Linked DNA regions of Homo sapiens: all the other regions are linked to region 4. A link is a contact called in ENCODE Hi-C or POLR2A ChIA-PET data. All regions are on one chromosome and are shown on one strand. Each heading gives the region's core, a stretch centred on a gene start or an enhancer-like site at or near the end of the contact. The rest is flanking DNA. Distances are from core to core; before and after follow the strand shown. Region 1 holds the start of DUSP9 (dual specificity phosphatase 9). Region 2 holds the start of PLXNB3 (plexin B3). Region 3 holds the start of SLC6A8 (solute carrier family 6 member 8). Region 4 overlaps ZNF185 (zinc finger protein 185 with LIM domain).

Region 1 (4,274 bases), core at 345-2,844, 690 kb after region 4:
TTAGACTCGTAGTTTGCTTTGCATTTTCCACTTGTTAGAAAAATGCTTTGTGGTGCCCATCCTCGTGTGCATAACTTTGCTTTCTTTTACTTTAGTTCCTTAGATTCCCAAAAGTGGTCAAAGGGTTGGGATTTTTTCCTAGCTCTTGATATTGCCAGATTAATTTCCAAAGGGGCCGTACCAATATATAACCCTGCAACAGTTGAACAGCACGCTGATTTCACAGCAATCTTGCCAGCACTGCGTGTTCTCAAAAATGAGAACATTTCTAATGCAGTAGGTGGGAAGTGTTACCTCGTTGGTCATTGTTACTTGTTTATTGGAGTGGCTTTCCTTCCACGCCTGAAGTTGAACCTTCCCCCAAATATTTGTTAGGCCACCGCATTCCCTCCTTCCTGCAGTATGCAGTGTTTTCAGGTTCTTTGCCCATTTATCTACAGGGGTCTTAACCTTTTAGTTGGGTATGAGCTTTATCTTATCTGGCGTACATTTTCCTTCAACACTGTTATTTGCTTTTGTTGAGCTTTAAGCAGAGAAGGGACTTTTAGCCAGATCAGCATTGTGGACACCTCCCCCTGACCCTGGTCTCCTGCCTCAGTGCTCACCACACCTGAGACCTTGTCCAGTGCTCTTGCTGCCTGTGGATCTGTCCCGCCTGTTGTGCCCATGGAGGAAAGGATGGAGGCCACCAGCCTTGGTTGAGTGGATGGCATTCTGACGTTGGGCAGGGCTGGGCAGGGCAGGGTGGAGGGCAGGTCGTTGCAGGCCCGGAGGCAGGGAGACTGTTGTGCAAGACGTGACAGTGACCTGGCCTAAAGCTGATGAATTTGAGCCCTCGGCTAGGGCAAGGGACAGGGGAGAGAGGCGTGGATGTGAGAGATATTTAGGTAGAAACTAGTTCTTTCCACTTTGATTAGCCGAAGGGGGGTTAAGGGAAGGAGGCAGAGGGGGGAGCCACGGGTGACTCTTAGGATCAGTAATGTGATAAGAGCAGAGTGCCCCAGTTTAGGGCTGGGAGCTCAGGGTTCCTGGGTGCTTTTGGCCAGTCCTGTGCGAGTGAAGCGGGCTGGTATTGGTAGGTATCCAGGAGCTACCCCTGCCTGCCTAGCCCTGCAGCAGACCTCTGGGCCAAAGCTGCACTAAGTTTCTGGTCCTGCCTCCTCCTCCCCTCCGTGATTTCGGTGGCATCCCAAGTTTGCCCAAGCTGCTAGCTCTGAGCCCATTACAGAGATGGGGCCACTGAGATCCAGGCAGGGGAGAAGATGCTCCAGTATCACCCTGTGAGTTGGGCTGGAGGCAGCTTCTGCGGCAGAGGGGCTGGGCTCTGGTCCTCACCCCTCCCCCTGCCTCCCGAGGCCAGGCTGGCGCCGGCCAGGGGAGCCGCAGCTGGTCCCCTGCTGGGCCCCTGACCTGCCCTTGGCCTCTGCCCCGACCCCGTCCCGCCTCGGTGGAAGCCCCAGCTCAGCCGACTCGCAGGTCCCACCCGACTGCTTCGGCTAGCACCCGTTGGCTCACCGGCCCGCCGGGCCCGCCCCCGGAGCCCCGCCCCGGCCCGCCCCTCGGAGTTGTAACTCCACGTCCGAAGGCAGTTTCCAAGGTGGAAGCTGGGTCCGGCTGCCAGGAAGCGGCCGGTGCGCGGGCTGCGCGGGCTGCGCGGGGCTCGGCTTCCACGTGCGAGCCTGCACCGCCGCCCCGCCCTCTCCTGGCGGCCAGGCCTGGGGACTCTCTGCCGCGGGACGGCGCCTCGCGTTCCGCCGTGGCAGTGGCCGTGGCCAGAACGTCCACGCGCGGTCGTCCACCGCCGGATCTCGCTCCAGGTCTCTTTCCTTTTGTTCTCTCCTAGGGGTAGGGGGAGATGGGGGACCGGGGGCCAGACCACCTCTGAGAGGACTCGCTGAGGCCCAGCACCTCGGCGCCTCCTCTGTTCCCCTGGCCCACCTGGCCCTGGGGGAGATCTAGGCCTCGAACGGCACTCCTCGCACGCACACCCCCAGCCAGAGTCGGAAGCTCGAACTTGGGGAGCGTTCGCGAGAAGACCGAGACAGGAGCAGAAAGGGGGTATGGAGGGAGGCGGCTGCGACCTCAGGGTACCCCAAGATGAGCCTCGAAGGGGCGGTTAGCCGCTCAGCCCTCTTCTCGAGGACCCTTCCCCGGGCCGAGCTGCTGCCTGGGGGGTTTCTTGGGGCGCCTTGTTGGGAGTCCTCATGGTGGGGGACCCTGGGCTCCCGCCTTCAGGACGCGGGGCCGGCTTCAAGTCTGAGCCCCCTCGGCCCTCCGGTAGCTCACACCGCGCCTTCTCTCTCTTCGCAGCGCCCGTGGTCCAGCGTGTAGGGAGCCGATCGCCCATGGAGGGTCTGGGCCGCTCGTGCCTGTGGCTGCGTCGGGAGCTGTCGCCCCCGCGGCCGCGGCTCCTGCTCCTGGACTGCCGCAGCCGCGAGCTGTACGAGTCGGCGCGCATCGGTGGGGCGCTGAGCGTGGCCCTGCCGGCGCTCCTGCTGCGCCGCCTGCGGAGGGGCAGCCTGTCGGTGCGCGCGCTCCTGCCTGGGCCGCCGCTGCAGCCGCCCCCGCCTGCCCCCGTGCTCCTGTACGACCAGGGCGGGGGCCGGCGCCGGCGCGGGGAGGCCGAGGCCGAGGCCGAGGAGTGGGAGGCCGAGTCGGTGCTGGGCACCCTGCTGCAGAAGCTGCGAGAGGAAGGCTACCTGGCCTACTACCTCCAGGGTAGGTGCCGCGGGGCCCTCCTTCCAGGGGGTTCGGGATTCATTTGACCTTAGGCCAGCCCCACTTCTTTTTTTCTAAAGCGAGTTGAGGCCCCCCTCCCCTGATGACCTGCCAGGCTGCTTTGAGAGGAGGGAAGCCTGAGTGTGACCGTGGGGAAGTTCTTCACCCTCGGCAGCCCAGTCTCTGAGCCTGGAAAATGGGGAGAATTAGCCTGACCTGAGCTAGTTCTCAGGATGCTCAAGAACGAATTACAAAGTGCGGGCTCCCCAGGGTCTCGGCAAGGGTATCCCCACCTCCCCAACCTGCTCAGGAATGAGCAAGGGAGGCAGGGGTCAGACAGCACTGGTGCAATCACGGCTCACTGAAGCCTCCTGGGCTCAAGCGATCCTCCTGCCTTAGCCTCCCGAACAGCATATAAAGTGTCAGGTGTCCAGCCCGGGGAAATAGTATCTGTAAATAGAGATGCTGGCTTCTTGAGCCATATTCTCCCCCAAGTTCCCCCACATCTTGGGGTCCCACTTCATCCCTGAGAGTCAGGAGATGCCCAGGCAGAGAGCTGACATCTGAGTTCCTCCTTTTCTTTAGCTGATGGCCGCAGTCCTCCCTAAGGCTGGCAGTGCATCTCGGCTCTGTTGAGCCCTCACACCTGCCTCAGCTTGACCCTAGGGGTGTAAGATCCTTTCCGGTGGCTCAGCGTGAGCCCAGCTTCTTGCAGCCCGAGCTGACTGAGGGTGGCTAGGGCCCCACGTGGGTACCAGGACACACCAAGCTGCTGGGTTTTGTGTTCCCTTTGGGAACATTTGCAAACCCTCCAAGTTGTCCAGGGTCATCTCCCCAGCCCCAGACAGAGGCACTTGGCTGCCCAGAAGGCCAGGTCAGCAGGCCCCATGCCCTCTCCCCAACAGGAGGCTTCAGCAGATTCCAGGCCGAGTGCCCTCACCTGTGTGAGACCAGCCTTGCTGGCCGTGCCGGCTCCAGCATGGCGCCGGTGCCCGGTCCAGTGCCCGTGGTGGGGTTGGGCAGCCTGTGCCTGGGCTCCGACTGCTCTGATGCGGAATCCGAGGCTGACCGCGACTCCATGAGCTGTGGCCTGGATTCGGAGGGTGCCACACCCCCACCAGTGGGGCTGCGGGCATCCTTCCCTGTCCAGATCCTGCCCAACCTCTATCTGGGCAGTGCCCGGGATTCCGCCAATTTGGAGAGCCTGGCCAAACTGGGCATCCGCTACATCCTCAATGTCACCCCCAACCTCCCAAACTTCTTCGAGAAGAATGGTGACTTTCACTACAAGCAGATCCCCATCTCCGACCACTGGAGCCAGAACCTGTCGCGGTTCTTTCCGGAGGCCATTGAGTTCATTGGTGAGTCCACCCCACCCACCCTTCCCTCCTGTCCTCCCCAAGGCCTGCTCTGGCCTCCCCCTTGTGAGTACTCCTCCCAAGCCCCGCTGCCATTCCCAGAGCCAAAAGCCTAGGTGACAGTTCTAGGGGACAGGCAGAGCTAGGGCGGCCCCCAGAGGCCACTAGAGAAACCTGCAGGTCGTGGCCATCTGGCCC
Region 2 (3,770 bases), core at 1,256-3,755, 810 kb after region 4:
GTAACAGGTAGGCCGAAGACATACACCCCAGGGATTGGTGTGGAAAATACAGAACACCTGCAAAGTGTAAGCCAAGACATGCACGGGCATTTGACAGAAGAAATGAAAAGTGCTGCAATATGGCCGGTGGTCAAGGAATGCCGATTCAAAACCCAGCAGGGCACCATTTCACACCCACTGTATGCGCAGAAACTCTCAAGTCTGCTCTCTGGTGTACGTGAAGACGTGGTGCAGCAGTGGCAGTGGGGGTGTCCGCTGGGATGCCAGCATGGAGAGCTACGTCTTCAGCCCAGCAAACGTGAAGCCCACGTCCCACTGACCCAACGAGTCCCCTTCCAGCATTGAGAAGCCTGGCACACAGCAAGGAGACGACACCAGATCAGTTGACGCTGCCTTCCCATCCCTTGGTGAGGGGACCCGGCCATTGCAGGATAAATCCAGCACGACTCCCCTGACATAAGATGTTCCGGTTCCCCAAACCAGCCTAGATCCTTTCTGGTTACACCAGCTTCAGACCAGGGGCTGCCATAGCCACGCCTCTTATCTGCTCAGAAAGCGTAGAAGGTGCATATGCAGGCCATATACACACATATTTATGAAAATGGTGCTGCCTGTGGATGGATTTATTTTCTTTTTTCTTTCTTTCTTTTCTTTTTTTTTTAAAGACAGAGTCTTGCACTGTCACCCAGGCTAGAGTGCAATGGCACCATCACGGCTCACTGCAGGCACCAACTCCCAGGCTCAGGCGATCCTCCCACTTCAGCCTCCCAAGTAGCTGGGACTACAGGCTCGCACCACCATGCCTGGCTAATTTTTAAATTTTTTTATAGAGATGGGGGTCTCACTATGTTGCCCATGCTGGTCTAGAACTCCTGGGCCCAAGTGATCCTGCTGCCTTAGGCTCCCAAAGTGCTGGGATTACAGGCGGGAGCCACGACGCCCAGCCTGATTTATTTTCTTCTGTGGAAAGGAAGGAGAAACCCATTCCCCATGCCAGATTGCAGGCGTCTGTCTCATCCGGGGCCAGCAAGGACATGTGTGTGTGTGTTGGGGTAGGCATGGGGGGAAGGACAGGGAGAGGGAGAGAGGCCAGCTGGCTCCCCCAAGCCTCCCCTCCTGGAGCTTCTAAATCCCTCCCTGGCTCCTTCAAGGCTGCCTGGCCTTCCTGTTGGGGAGAGACCCCTCGCCGGCTGCTCACTCGCTTTTTGGTGGTCCTTCCCACGGGCCTGCCTGGTCTGCCTCCACATCCTCAGCGGCTGCAGGTGAGAAGCTGTGGATCTGGGGCCCAGTGGTCCAGAGCGTGGCCCGTGCCAGAATGCCCAGGTTCAAATCCCATCTCTGTGGAATGCACTCTGAAGAAACGACGTCAGGTCATGGCCCTGGGCAAGTTACCCACCTCTGTGCCCCATTTCTCTCCATGCAGGTTGGAAAGAATGACACAGCTGCTCAGGGAAGCACCCATACCCCGAGTCTGCTGGGCCTTTGAGCTCCAGGGCCAACACCTGGCCCTATACCCTGGCCGCCCCCAGGGCTCCAGCCACCTGAGCCAAGCTTCTCACCCCCAGGCCTCCCCAGCCCCATCACCATTTCCTCCTCCCTCATGGGCCCCTCAGTCTTACCGTCCTCCCACTTCCGCCAGCCCCTCTGTGGATGGCCCTGCCACAGGGGGAACAGTGCCCCAGCAGAAAAGCCCCAGGGTCGCCTGGATTCTCCTGCCTTCGCCTCCTGCCCTGGGTCCAACGCACAGTCTTCAGAATGCTGCCTCCCCAGAGCGCCTCTAGAACGCGCCCGCCTCTCTCCATGCCCATGACCACCACTGGACCAGGCCTCCCCACATTCTCTGCCCCAGTGCCACCAGCTTGCAGTTGCCCATGGCGAGACAAGTTCAAGTTCTCAAGCCTGGCCACAAAGACCCCACCTGATTTGCTGACCTCCGCCACACCCTGGGAGACGGCCCTTGACCAACCTTGTGTTCCAGTCGGTGGGAAACACTGGTTTTTCCTCAACGCCACGTGGGCATGTCACGTCCAGGCCTGGCCTGGGGTAGGCCTCAGCTCCATCTCCTGCCCAACGCCTGCCAAGGTTCATGGTTCAAGGTCATGTAGCCTGACGGTTAAGTGAAGGGGCCCTGTGATTGACTCAGCCTTGCCACATACTAGCTGTGTGACTTTATTCAAGTTTCCTAACCTCCTGTGCCTCAGTTTCCCAACCTGTGTTTGTTTCTGGATGGTGCCAGTGCCAAGCCCAAGCCTGGCATCCAGTAGGTGCTTCGTGCCAGGTTATGGAATGCCCACCCAATAGGAGGGCGCTGCCGTCTCTCACCTGCCAGGTGCCCACGGTCAGTACTCCATCATGCCCGCTGCGGCCAGCAGAGGGCAGCAACATCCTGCCCTGTGCCATTGGGCAAAGGGGCGGGCGGAGAGAGGCTGGGCTGCCTGGCCGGGCTTGTTGGGATGAGTCGGACTGGGCACGATTGCATTGTGGGGAGGGAGGCTGGGGCTCTGTGAGACGTGCTCCTGGCACCGCCAGCTGCTACTTGGCCCTCGCCGGTGGCCCACCAGGTAGGCAAGAGCTGGGGCAGGCTTGGGCTTGGGCTTGGGGTGCAGGGGCTACCAGCCTCAGGGCAAGGCATCAGGGTCTCAGGGCCAACTGGCTGGGGTCAGGCAAGAGCGCTCGGGTGTCGGCCCAGCCTGACGACGGCACTAGGTGTCTGGGAGCACGGTGTCCCCCAAGTGGTAGCCCTGGGGTTAGGAGGTGGGGAACCATGTTTCTTCCCCGAAATGGGAAAGCCAACGCCAGCCTCGGGCAGGGTACAGGGTAGAGAGGCTGCCCGCCTGGCTCCCCACCCCCACAGCCACCCAACTGGCCCAGCCAGGTGACAGCAGCCCACTGCCACCTTGCCCTGGAGCCTACTGCTGCCGTGCTGTGGGGGAGGCAGAGACCCCATCCCCAGTGCACCTGCTCCTGTGCCACTGGCCAGGGTGGCCTGTGAGGGTGACAGGGGGTCTAGCTGCTAGGTGCCCCTCCCTTCCCCATCCCCTGCATGGATGGCATCTAGGCCAGCAGGACGGTGCTTCAGAGGGTGGGGTGGACAGCCCCGGCCTGTGGACCCTCTGCCTCAGCCCATCTCAAGCAGCCTCCTCCCGTGGTCCTGCTCGCTGCCACCATGCTGTACCTGGCACCACTTCACCAGTCCCCAGGGGCAGGGCTGGGCTGGGGGTGTGGAGGAAGATCTTTTGGACAAAGGCAGGCATTGAGGGCCAGGACTGGCACTTCACCCAGGCCCCAAGGCTACCAGCCGGCATTTGCAGGGGCTCCAAGGTCCACCCCGTGCCCTTCACAGGGACCCGGGGAGCCAGGGAGGGGCATGCTTAGTGACACAGGGGTTGCAGGGCCAGAGGGGGAGGGCTGGCTGGAGGAAACCCCGGCCCTTTGTCCCCGGATCCCGGGGGTGGCTCCCTGAGGGTGGGAAGTGGCAAGGAGCCCCCTGTCCAGAACAGCCCAGTGGGGGTGACAGCACTAGCGAGTGGGGCCCTGGCCTGGCCTCTGGACAGAGGGAACATTGTTGTGGTGGAGGCAGGGCTGCCTTGGCCTGGCCACTATTGACAAAGCTGCCAGCTGTGAGGGAGCCCGGTCGCTAGGCCCTGGGCGCCACCCCCACCGCCGCCCCTCCTTCCCCAGGCCAGCTCGAATGGGGCTGAGCCTCGACTGTCTCCCTCCCACTCAGGACAATGCCCCCCCGCAGCCATCTCATGCCCATCGCCACTGCC
Region 3 (4,098 bases), core at 1,599-4,098, 730 kb after region 4:
GAACCCCCCTTCAGTGAGTAGAACACAAGGGCCTGGCAAGACAGGCGGAGGCTTGGAAAGGGCTGGCGGGGGACAGCTACCCGGCCCTCAGCTGGGGGCCTGGAGAGCCCACCCTGCCCCTCCCCAGCAGCTGCTGCCCCCGGGCCGAGCCTGACGCGCCTTGACAAAGCCCGAGAACGCTTTGAAGCCTTCGGACGTGGGAGAGGACCCAGCCAGGGATGGAAATCGCTTTGCCTTTGTTCCCCCAACTGCTCAGCAGCTCGTGGGAGCAGCCTCAGAAGACCCTGTCACTGGCCGCCCGGGTCAGAGCCTGTGACAGAGACCAGAGCTCCGGCCGGAGCTCCCCGCCGGGAACTCCAGCCTTACCAGCCTGAACTTCATGCACTGCTCAAAGAGGCCCAGCTCGCCCTGGCTGGGCAGGGGCGGCTCCCAGGGTGGCCGACGTGGGGAGGGTTCCTGAACCTCCCTCAGGAGCCTCCTGGGACAGAGTCCTGGAGGTCAGCAGAGAAAGGGAAGCCCAGGCTGTGGGCCCCGCGTGGAGGGAAAACTCAGGGGGAACGCCCCGAGGCTGGGAGGGCACAGCCCCATCACACTCCATCTCGTAGTCTTGGAGAAAAATTTAGTTCTACCTCCAGGGCACAGAAAAGCCCAAAGAAGGGATGAGATAAAGGAGGGGCTGGTCAGATTTGTGCTTCAGGAGGGTCCCTCTGGCTGCTCAGAGAATGCAGTTTGGGGTCTGGCCCAGGCCGTGAGGAGGAGTTCACAGTCACTATGGGGTCCAGACCAGCTGGGGGCGGGAGGCAGGGCCTGGCCCAGGGGCTGGTAGTGGGTGCACCCCAGGCTGGGCTGGCAAAGGGCGGGGAAGAAGGTGGGTGTGGGAAGGGGTGGCTGCCTGGAGAAGAGCCCAGTTCCAGGAGGTCGTGGGAGTCAGGTATGGGGGCCCACTGGACCTCCCCTCAGATGTGGGGGCTCCCACTCCGAGGGTCCATGGAGCAGTGGCAGCCATTCTGGACAGCCCCCCACCCTTCACTTCTGTCTCCAGTACCCTCCAGCCTGGCCACCTCGCCCTCTGCCTCGGCCTCCTCTGATCTCACAAAGGCAGCAGCAGTCAGGGGTGGCGACTCCCTCATGATCCTGTCCCTGGCCTCGGAACCCACCGGAGGAGTAACCGCAGCAGTGGTCACTTCCCCAAAGTGCCATCAGCTCTCCTACATCCTTCTCGAGCCTCTGCTTTCTCTCCCTTCCACCCCCACCCCTTTGACAAGCAACATCTGAAAGTCTCCCCTGCCCGCGGCTCCCAGAGCTGTCTGGCCGTGGCCTGCACTCTCCCTCAAAGCGGCCCTCCCCCAGGTCACCGTCCTCCCTTCGATGACATCACGCGCCCACCCCGCACTCCTGCTGGGCTGAGGCCCTCCGAGCCTACTTCACCGGGTCCTCTTCTTTCTCTCAAAGGCAATGGGGTTTGCCTGTGGTCCAGCTGGGTTGGCCCTCTTCCCTCTGTCCTGGGTCCTTGAGTGGCCCCGCTTCTTTAGGCCATCTATGAGTCACTTCTCTAATGCCCCTGTCTCCAGACCAGCTTCAGTCAAAGGCTGGGCCAGAGAAGACCCTAGTGAGAAACTTCTGATGAGCAGTGTGACCTTGCCACCTCAGGGGTACCCACCCACCACCCCTGGTCTAAGCACAGGTGACACCGCCTGTCTCCCCCAACCACACACACCCCTTGAGGCTCCTCCTCCAAGCCTGGGTGGGGACACTGTCCCTCCCTCACCCAGCAAGCTCAATCTGGCTTGGGCCGGAACTGCTTTTCTTCCTAAAGCTGGACGGATGGCCGCGGGCTTAGCTTAACGGGATGAGCCATCTGGGGACTGCAGTGTCCACGATCAGATCAGGGAGCTTGAAGCTGAGGGGGGCACACTTTACCTCCCAGGCCAGGACAATGACCACTTCCTTCCCCACCCCACCCCCAGGCTACTCTTAGCCCTAGAAAATTCTAAACAAGCTGCTCAGCTGGCGGCGGAGAGGCAGCCCAACAAGCTGGCTCTTGCTAGGGAGGCCTGGGGGGTCCTGGGGAGAGGAACACGGGGTGGGTGGGGGGCGGGCAGCCAGGACCTCAGGCCTGAGGCCTTTGGGGAAGGGTCTGTGCACCTGCCAGGCACCAGGGGGCAGCCTTGCCTTGTTCCCGCTCCAGTCCCCTCAAGTCCGAAGCCCCTACCCACTCTCACGCCAGGCAGGGGTGGGGGCCGCCGGGGTCATTTACCCGGGCCCCTTCTCTGCCTTGATGACAAAGTCGAGGCTTGCTCATCAGCCAGGCAGGCTCCCCTCTGCCCACTGTGGAGACACAGAGGCCTGTCACCTGAAGAGCTGGTCCCGGCCTCCAGCTTCCAGGGTAGCCGGGAAGCTGTAGCCCCCAGTGGGCAGCGGTGGAGAGAGCTCAAGGAAGGAGGGAGCACCGGGAGGAGACGGCTGCAGCCTGCCAGGAGCGGGGAGAAAGGGAGAGAAGGGGAGGCGGAGGGCTGAGGGGGCCCGGGGGACGTCTTCCCAGGGCTGGGAGGGGCCGGCCGGGAAGCCTGGGCTGCACTAGGAGCCGGCGACCCTGGGGCGAGGGGCGGCCCGGAGCCCTGCGGGAGGAGCTGGCGGCCGCCCCAGGTAGCAACCATCCTGCCTCCCGCTGGAGCGGCGTCTCCTCCCCGGGAGGAGGGCAGGGAGGAGGTGGGCGGAGTGTGACGAGGAGGGCGGGAGGGAGGGATGCGGGAGGGGGAGGGGGAGGGGGGCCGGCCGGCCGTGGGGGTGGGGCGATAGTGACATCACCCCGGAGTCGGTTTTTAAGCGGCGGCCGGCCGGGGACGGGGAAGAGAGGGATAGTCGGAGCGAGGTGGCGAGTCGCTGAGCCCGCCGCGGCCCCGAGAGCGGCTGCAGCCGCCGCCGCCGGGAAGGAGAGGGCGAGGCGCGCCCGAGCCGCCGCCGCCGCCGCCACCGCCGCCGCCGCCACCACCGCCACCGGAGTCGCGGGCCAGCCGGGCAGCCTCCGCGGGCCCCGGCCGGGGCGGGGGGCGCGGGCCACAGGCCCCTGCTCCGGCCGCCGCTTGCAGACCGCGGGCGCCGATGTCGCCCGCGCCCCGCTAGGCTGAGCCTCGGGTCGGGCGAGGAGCCGCCGCAGCCGCCGCCGCCCGAGCCGCGGGCAGGAGCCTCGGGAGCCGCCGCCGCCGCCGCCGCCGCCCGGCCGGGCCCCGCCGCCGCCCGCGCGCCCCCGGGCCCCCGACACACATGAGATTCTTCAGGCTCACTTTCAAGTGCTTCGTGGACTGCTTCTGACTGCGCCGCCCGCGCCCCGCACCCCGCCGCCCGCCCGCCGCCCCGTCCCCCGGCCCGGCCGCCCCCCGGCCCCCGGCCGGCCCGCGCCCTCGGGGCCCTCCCCGGTGCCGCCGGTGCCCCCCGCCTGACCGCCGCCCCCCGTGAGGCGCCGCGACCCCGGCCCGGCCGTGCGGCCCGCCGAGGCCATGGCGAAGAAGAGCGCCGAGAACGGCATCTATAGCGTGTCCGGCGACGAGAAGAAGGGCCCCCTCATCGCGCCCGGGCCCGACGGGGCCCCGGCCAAGGGCGACGGCCCCGTGGGCCTGGGGACACCCGGCGGCCGCCTGGCCGTGCCGCCGCGCGAGACCTGGACGCGCCAGATGGACTTCATCATGTCGTGCGTGGGCTTCGCCGTGGGCTTGGGCAACGTGTGGCGCTTCCCCTACCTGTGCTACAAGAACGGCGGAGGTGAGTTCCCCCGCCCGCCGCGGCCTCCTCCCCCAGCAGGCCGCCGGCCCCCGCCCGACCCCCGGAGCCGCCGCGGAGGGGTGAAGTCCGGGCAACGGGTGGCCCCCGGGCACGCGGGGGTCGGGGCCGCCCCTCGTCCGCCGCTGCCGCTCGGTGGCCGGGCCGGGCGCCTCCACCCCCCTCGCAGTCATGTGCCTGGCATGGTGGGGGGAGGGGGCCGGCGATGCCCGCGAGGCTGCCCCCCAGACTCCCGGGCTGGGAGGAGCGATTGGCCGCCGAGGTGGGAAAGCAGGCCTGCGCCTTGGGGTCTCCGCGAGGTAAGGAGCCCTGGCTGCCCCC
Region 4 (4,273 bases), core at 487-2,986:
AGCAGCCTGGCCAACATGGTGAAACCCTGTCTCCACTAAAAATAGAAAAATTAGCCAGGCATGGTGGCATGCACCTGTAATCCCAGCTACTCGGGAGGCTAAGACTGGAGAATCGCCTGAACCCAGGAGGTGGAGGTTGCAGTGAGCAGAGATCATGCCATTGCACTCCAGCCTGGGCAACGAGGGCAAAACTCAGTCTCAAAACAAAACAAAACAGTATTTTTATTTTGACAATGCCTCCCATGATTTTTATACCAAATAAGCCAAATGTCACTGTTGCATTAGTGCATTATCGATGTCAAACCCAATTCTTAAATAAAACCTTATAGACAAATGTATTCAATCTTAATCAGTTTGAACATAAGGTAAGAATTTTATAAACCTTTTATAACCCTTTACAATTTTTGTTGAAGAGCAGATTAGTGCTCTAAGAAAACCTGTTGTGCTTTTATGTCCATGTTCAATTTATGGAAAAACCTAATAATACCCTTTTAAATTTAGTATTATCATACATAAAATTTTTTACAAGGTTAATTTTTTTTTTTTTTTTGAGACGGAGTCTTGTTCTGTCGCCTAGGCTGACAGTGGCATGATCTCGGCTCACTGCAACCTCTGTCTCCCCAGTTCAAGCAGTTCTCCTGCCTCAGCCTCTGGAGCAGCTGGGACTACAGGCGTGTGCCACCATGTCTGGCTATTTTTTTTTTTTTGTATGTTAGTAGAGAGGGGGTTTCATCATGTTGGCCAGGCTGGTCTCGAACTCCCAGGTGCTCAAAGGAAAATTTAAGACAGTCCATGGAGGAGAAAGGTATAGACAAGGTCATGCAGATATTAAACCAGAAAGGACTTATTTCCTAAGCCAGGAATCGAACCCAGACTGCCACTGTGAAAGGGCAAAACCTTAACTACTGAGCCCAGAAGGAGTCTAGAGTAGTTAATTTTGAGCTTGCAAAGGCTTTTAACTAGTCAAGATAATTTTTAGAACTAACTATGATATGAACCCTAAAATTCCTGTTCCCTGGAAGGTAGAGACAAGGAGAAAGTACTGCCACATGGTTACAAGGTCAAGCTCCCAAGGACATAAAACAGGATGGCGACCTTGTCCAGTTTTTTGTTGGTTTCAGGGACCTGCAGCAAAGTTTGTCACTGACCAGCTTGCTGGGCCATCTTGAGCAGCAAGCTTATGGGGGCCCAAGCCCATGTTTTATCCTAAGGTACCCCTCGACACAGAAAAACGACTTTATAGCACAAAATATACCAGATTGACTACAGCTTAAGACTAGACAGCCTCAGAATTCCTTTTTGCATTAATTAAAATTTTACAGAGGAGATAAACAGTGATTTTACAATCAGTTTGCACAGAGAGAGAGAAGCCTGAAATCTGACTGGGAAGAGATATTTACCCTTTTGCTGGCATGCCAGGCTTCTGGGCTCCCTTTCCCTGAGTGGCCCTGGTGATCTGGCTCTCTGCACCATTGCCCCGGGAGCCAAGCCACAACACAAAAGAATTTTTTTTTAAAATGCACTTCAGTGTGTTGTTGTTCATTTGGAATGTTCCACTGTAAGTTATCTTTCGTAAGATGTCACCATTTCTGTAAGAATTTGCTGCCTCCCGGGCGTAATGTGTAACCCAGAAGGAACTCAGTTTTCCAGAAGCAATTAATAGGTTCCATGGAATGTTGATGGTAAGAAAGGAAGGAAAAGGTGACAAGAGTGAGCGTAGACAGCTCTTTCTAAGGAGTTTGGCTGCTGGAAGGGGAAGAGAAGCAGCTGGGGTTAGGTGGGAGGAACTAAGTTTAGAGACGCTAAAAGTGTATGTAGCAGGAGTCACCTGATCAGGTTGAACTGCAGCAGGAACAAGGAAGTTCCATTTTGACTACTATTAGTTGCAAATTGGACCCTTATGTCAACTTTTTCATCTGTAAAAAAAAAGGGATGGCCAGGCACGGTGGCTCACGCCTGTAATCCCAGCAGTTTGAGAGGCCGAGGCGGGCGGATTGCCTGAGTTCAGGAGTTCACAACCAGCCTGGCCAACAAGGTGAAGCCCCGTCTCTACTAAAATACAAAGAATTAGCCACGCGTGGCAGCGGGCGCCTGTAGTCCCAGAATCTCTGGAACCCGGGAGGCGGAGGTTGCAGTGAGTCGAGATCACACCACTGCACTCCAGCCTGGGCGACAGACCGAAACTCCGTCTCAAAAAAAAAAAAAGGGGGGCAGGGGATGAAAATGCTATTGCTTTCCAGGAATAGCTATGACTACTTCCAATAAAGAAGACAAGAAGGTTCCACATGTGAAAACTACGCGGTCACAACGATAAGTGGGCGGGTGCACGCACGCGCGCTGAGATCGTGCGTGCACAGGCCGGGGTGCGGCCGGCGTGAGTACGCCTGCGCGTGCCGCCATTTCCTGCAGCCGCAGACTCTGCCTGCGGTGCTCGCCGGGAAATGAGACGATCAACAAAGAAAATGGTTGTTTTGGGCGAGATCGACCGTGGAGAGGCTTTTTCTGCAGCAGTCCCGGTTCCTGCCGCCAGATGGCGCTCGAGGATCACAAATGGGTCTAGGGTTCTCATAATGGCCCCGCCTAAGAAATTTTGGATTCTCCTGGCCCTTCCCCCCTTTGTGGGGTCAACAGCGGATTTGGGAATCTGGTGACCAACACGTGCGCACTCCCCTACCCTTGCCCCTACCGAGCCCTCCAGGGTAGCTTGGGGGAGAAGCTCCTCCCTAGACTGCCGGGTATTTGATGAGCCTGGCCAGCGCACAGGTCTTGAGCACCATGGTCAGGGAAGAAGGCTGAATGGCTTAGGTCTTCCTAGAGAGGCCGGAGGCGGGAAAGAACTGGAGAAAGGAGAGATGGCAGTGGGAGGATGGGGACAAGAATACCAGTGTGTTTCCAGCCAGAAGACGATGTCTTTTAACACCTCATTGAAGTCGTCAGGTGACTTTGCCCTTGTCAGAAAGGAGCAGCACTGCGGGGGTCCTACTGAGGAGGAGACTGACTGCTCCTTGGGGTGGGGATTGTGCCTCCTTCCTGTCTGCCCCACTCTTGGGGAGATGAGTCCCTCCAAGTCCACGAGACATGACAGCCAGCCTACCTGCCATGGGAGAACAAAGTCTAGTCTCAGGGCACTCACTTCATAAGGGTCTTATTCTTCCTCAGCGTGTTGACTGATTTTGAGGGGAAGGATGTGGCCACCAAGGTCGGAGAGGCCTGGCAGGACAGGCCTGGAGCCCCAAGAGGTGGCCAAGGAGACCCAGCTGTACCCACTCAGCAACCTGCAGATCCCAGTACCCCAGAACAGCAGAACAGCCCCAGCGGATCTGAGCAATTCGTCAGACGAGAGAGCTGCACCAGCAGGTACGAGCCAAACTGCACTGGGACCTTACCTGCTAGAGCCAGTGTTTTTGTCCAGGGCAGCAACCCAGGACAAACCCCCACACACTAGGCATGCCTGTTTATCCTCTGCAGGTGAGTGTGGTTAGGAGCCAGAGGGAAGGAGAGAAACCAGCATCTCAGGGGTAGATATTCATGGGTTTCAGCTTGGAGCCATAGCATCAAATCTGTTAGACTAAGTCTGGCACAGAAAGGATGCACAGAGAACCAGGTTGTCTGGCAGCCAGTTCGAACCTGGAAACCTGGGTCAGGGGAGGGATATAGGTTGCTTTTTCTGTTAATGGAGATGGAAACTCTCTGAGCAAGGTGTGCCATGGTGTGGATGTGATTCACTGCCAGAAATAACAACTGTACCAGTTGGATGAGCTCTTCCACTGCCATCAGCACTGGGATGGCCATGGATTTGGACAGTAATGTAGCTCCACAGTGCTGACTCAGGGTTGCTCATTGATTGCAAGAAGTTGGCAGCAGTAGCCTGAGGAAACAGGGGCTCTGAATTTTCTGAGAGAGACCAAGAACCAAGGAACAGCCAGGTACTAGGGAACAGACAACACCAGATGCTTGTGCTTTTCTGTGAGCAGCTCAGGTCTCCCAAAGTGGTAGTTTCCTGGCTTCTGGCCTTTGTAGATCAGTGTGGATCCACACCCAATTGTGATGTTTGTGGTAGCTGTAAGAACTTTCCCAATTTTGAAATCCTAGGTGACTTGTAGCATATTTTTTCACATTTGAAAATAATTGAGTTTTGAAAATGTTTTTACAGGCAATCTAGTATCAGATTTTATATCATCCTGAAACATTCTGTCAATTGTCATTTCCAAAAATCCATGGAAAACTGGAGTTGTTGAACTGGAAACAGTGTGGTCTCAGGAAGTGCTTCACA

Evidence for each region. Hi-C counts contacts between places; a loop is a spot of excess contacts on that map. ChIA-PET counts read pairs that join two places held with the same protein, here RNA polymerase II (POLR2A). Pooled maps may share reads with other maps.
Region 1: a pooled map shows a loop between it and region 4 (5-fold over the local background). The contact joins the promoter of DUSP9 here to the enhancer-like site in region 4. A Hi-C loop is called at or near these places in 4 of 37 single-sample maps with no recorded cell type and 7 of 50 pooled maps. POLR2A ChIA-PET finds 5 or more read pairs at or near these places in 1 of 52 experiments (HEK293).
Region 2: a loop to region 4 is called in a pooled map, with 8 times the contacts of the local background. The contact joins the promoter of PLXNB3 here to the enhancer-like site in region 4. A Hi-C loop is called at or near these places in 5 of 50 pooled maps.
Region 3: a loop to region 4 is called in a pooled map, with 4 times the contacts of the local background. The contact joins the promoter of SLC6A8 here to the enhancer-like site in region 4. A Hi-C loop is called at or near these places in 1 of 168 maps with a recorded cell type or tissue (GM12878) and 3 of 50 pooled maps. POLR2A ChIA-PET finds 5 or more read pairs at or near these places in 2 of 52 experiments (Caco-2 and T-cell).

Annotation. Positions count from the first base shown.
Region 1 is chrX:153,645,609-153,649,882 of GRCh38, forward strand. It overlaps DUSP9 (dual specificity phosphatase 9), which reads left to right and starts at 1,595. Exons shown (of 4, transcript NM_001318503.2): 1 at 1,595-1,817; 2 at 2,311-2,718; 3 at 3,624-4,079. The coding sequence starts at 2,346.
Region 2 is chrX:153,761,744-153,765,513 of GRCh38, forward strand. It overlaps PLXNB3 (plexin B3), which reads left to right and starts at 2,506. Exons shown (of 36, transcript NM_005393.3): 1 at 2,506-2,561; 2 at 3,728-3,770. PLXNB3-AS1 (PLXNB3 antisense RNA 1) reads right to left here. Exons shown (of 3, transcript NR_199696.1): 2 at 1,967-2,106.
Region 3 is chrX:153,685,078-153,689,175 of GRCh38, forward strand. It overlaps SLC6A8 (solute carrier family 6 member 8), which reads left to right and starts at 2,849. Exons shown (of 13, transcript NM_005629.4): 1 at 2,849-3,759. The coding sequence starts at 3,498. It also overlaps a transcript of PNCK not described here.
Region 4 is chrX:152,956,540-152,960,812 of GRCh38, forward strand. It overlaps ZNF185 (zinc finger protein 185 with LIM domain), which reads left to right. Exons shown (of 25, transcript NM_001395254.1): 19 at 3,160-3,357. Among named protein-coding and RNA genes, the nearest start is that of PNMA5, 35 kb to the right of the region's middle. RefSeq lists enhancers at 2,620-2,669, 2,680-2,809. Within about 2 kb of position 1,737, at least 19 of the 41 ENCODE cell types and tissues checked have a DNase peak (open chromatin) inside an H3K27ac peak, as active enhancers do.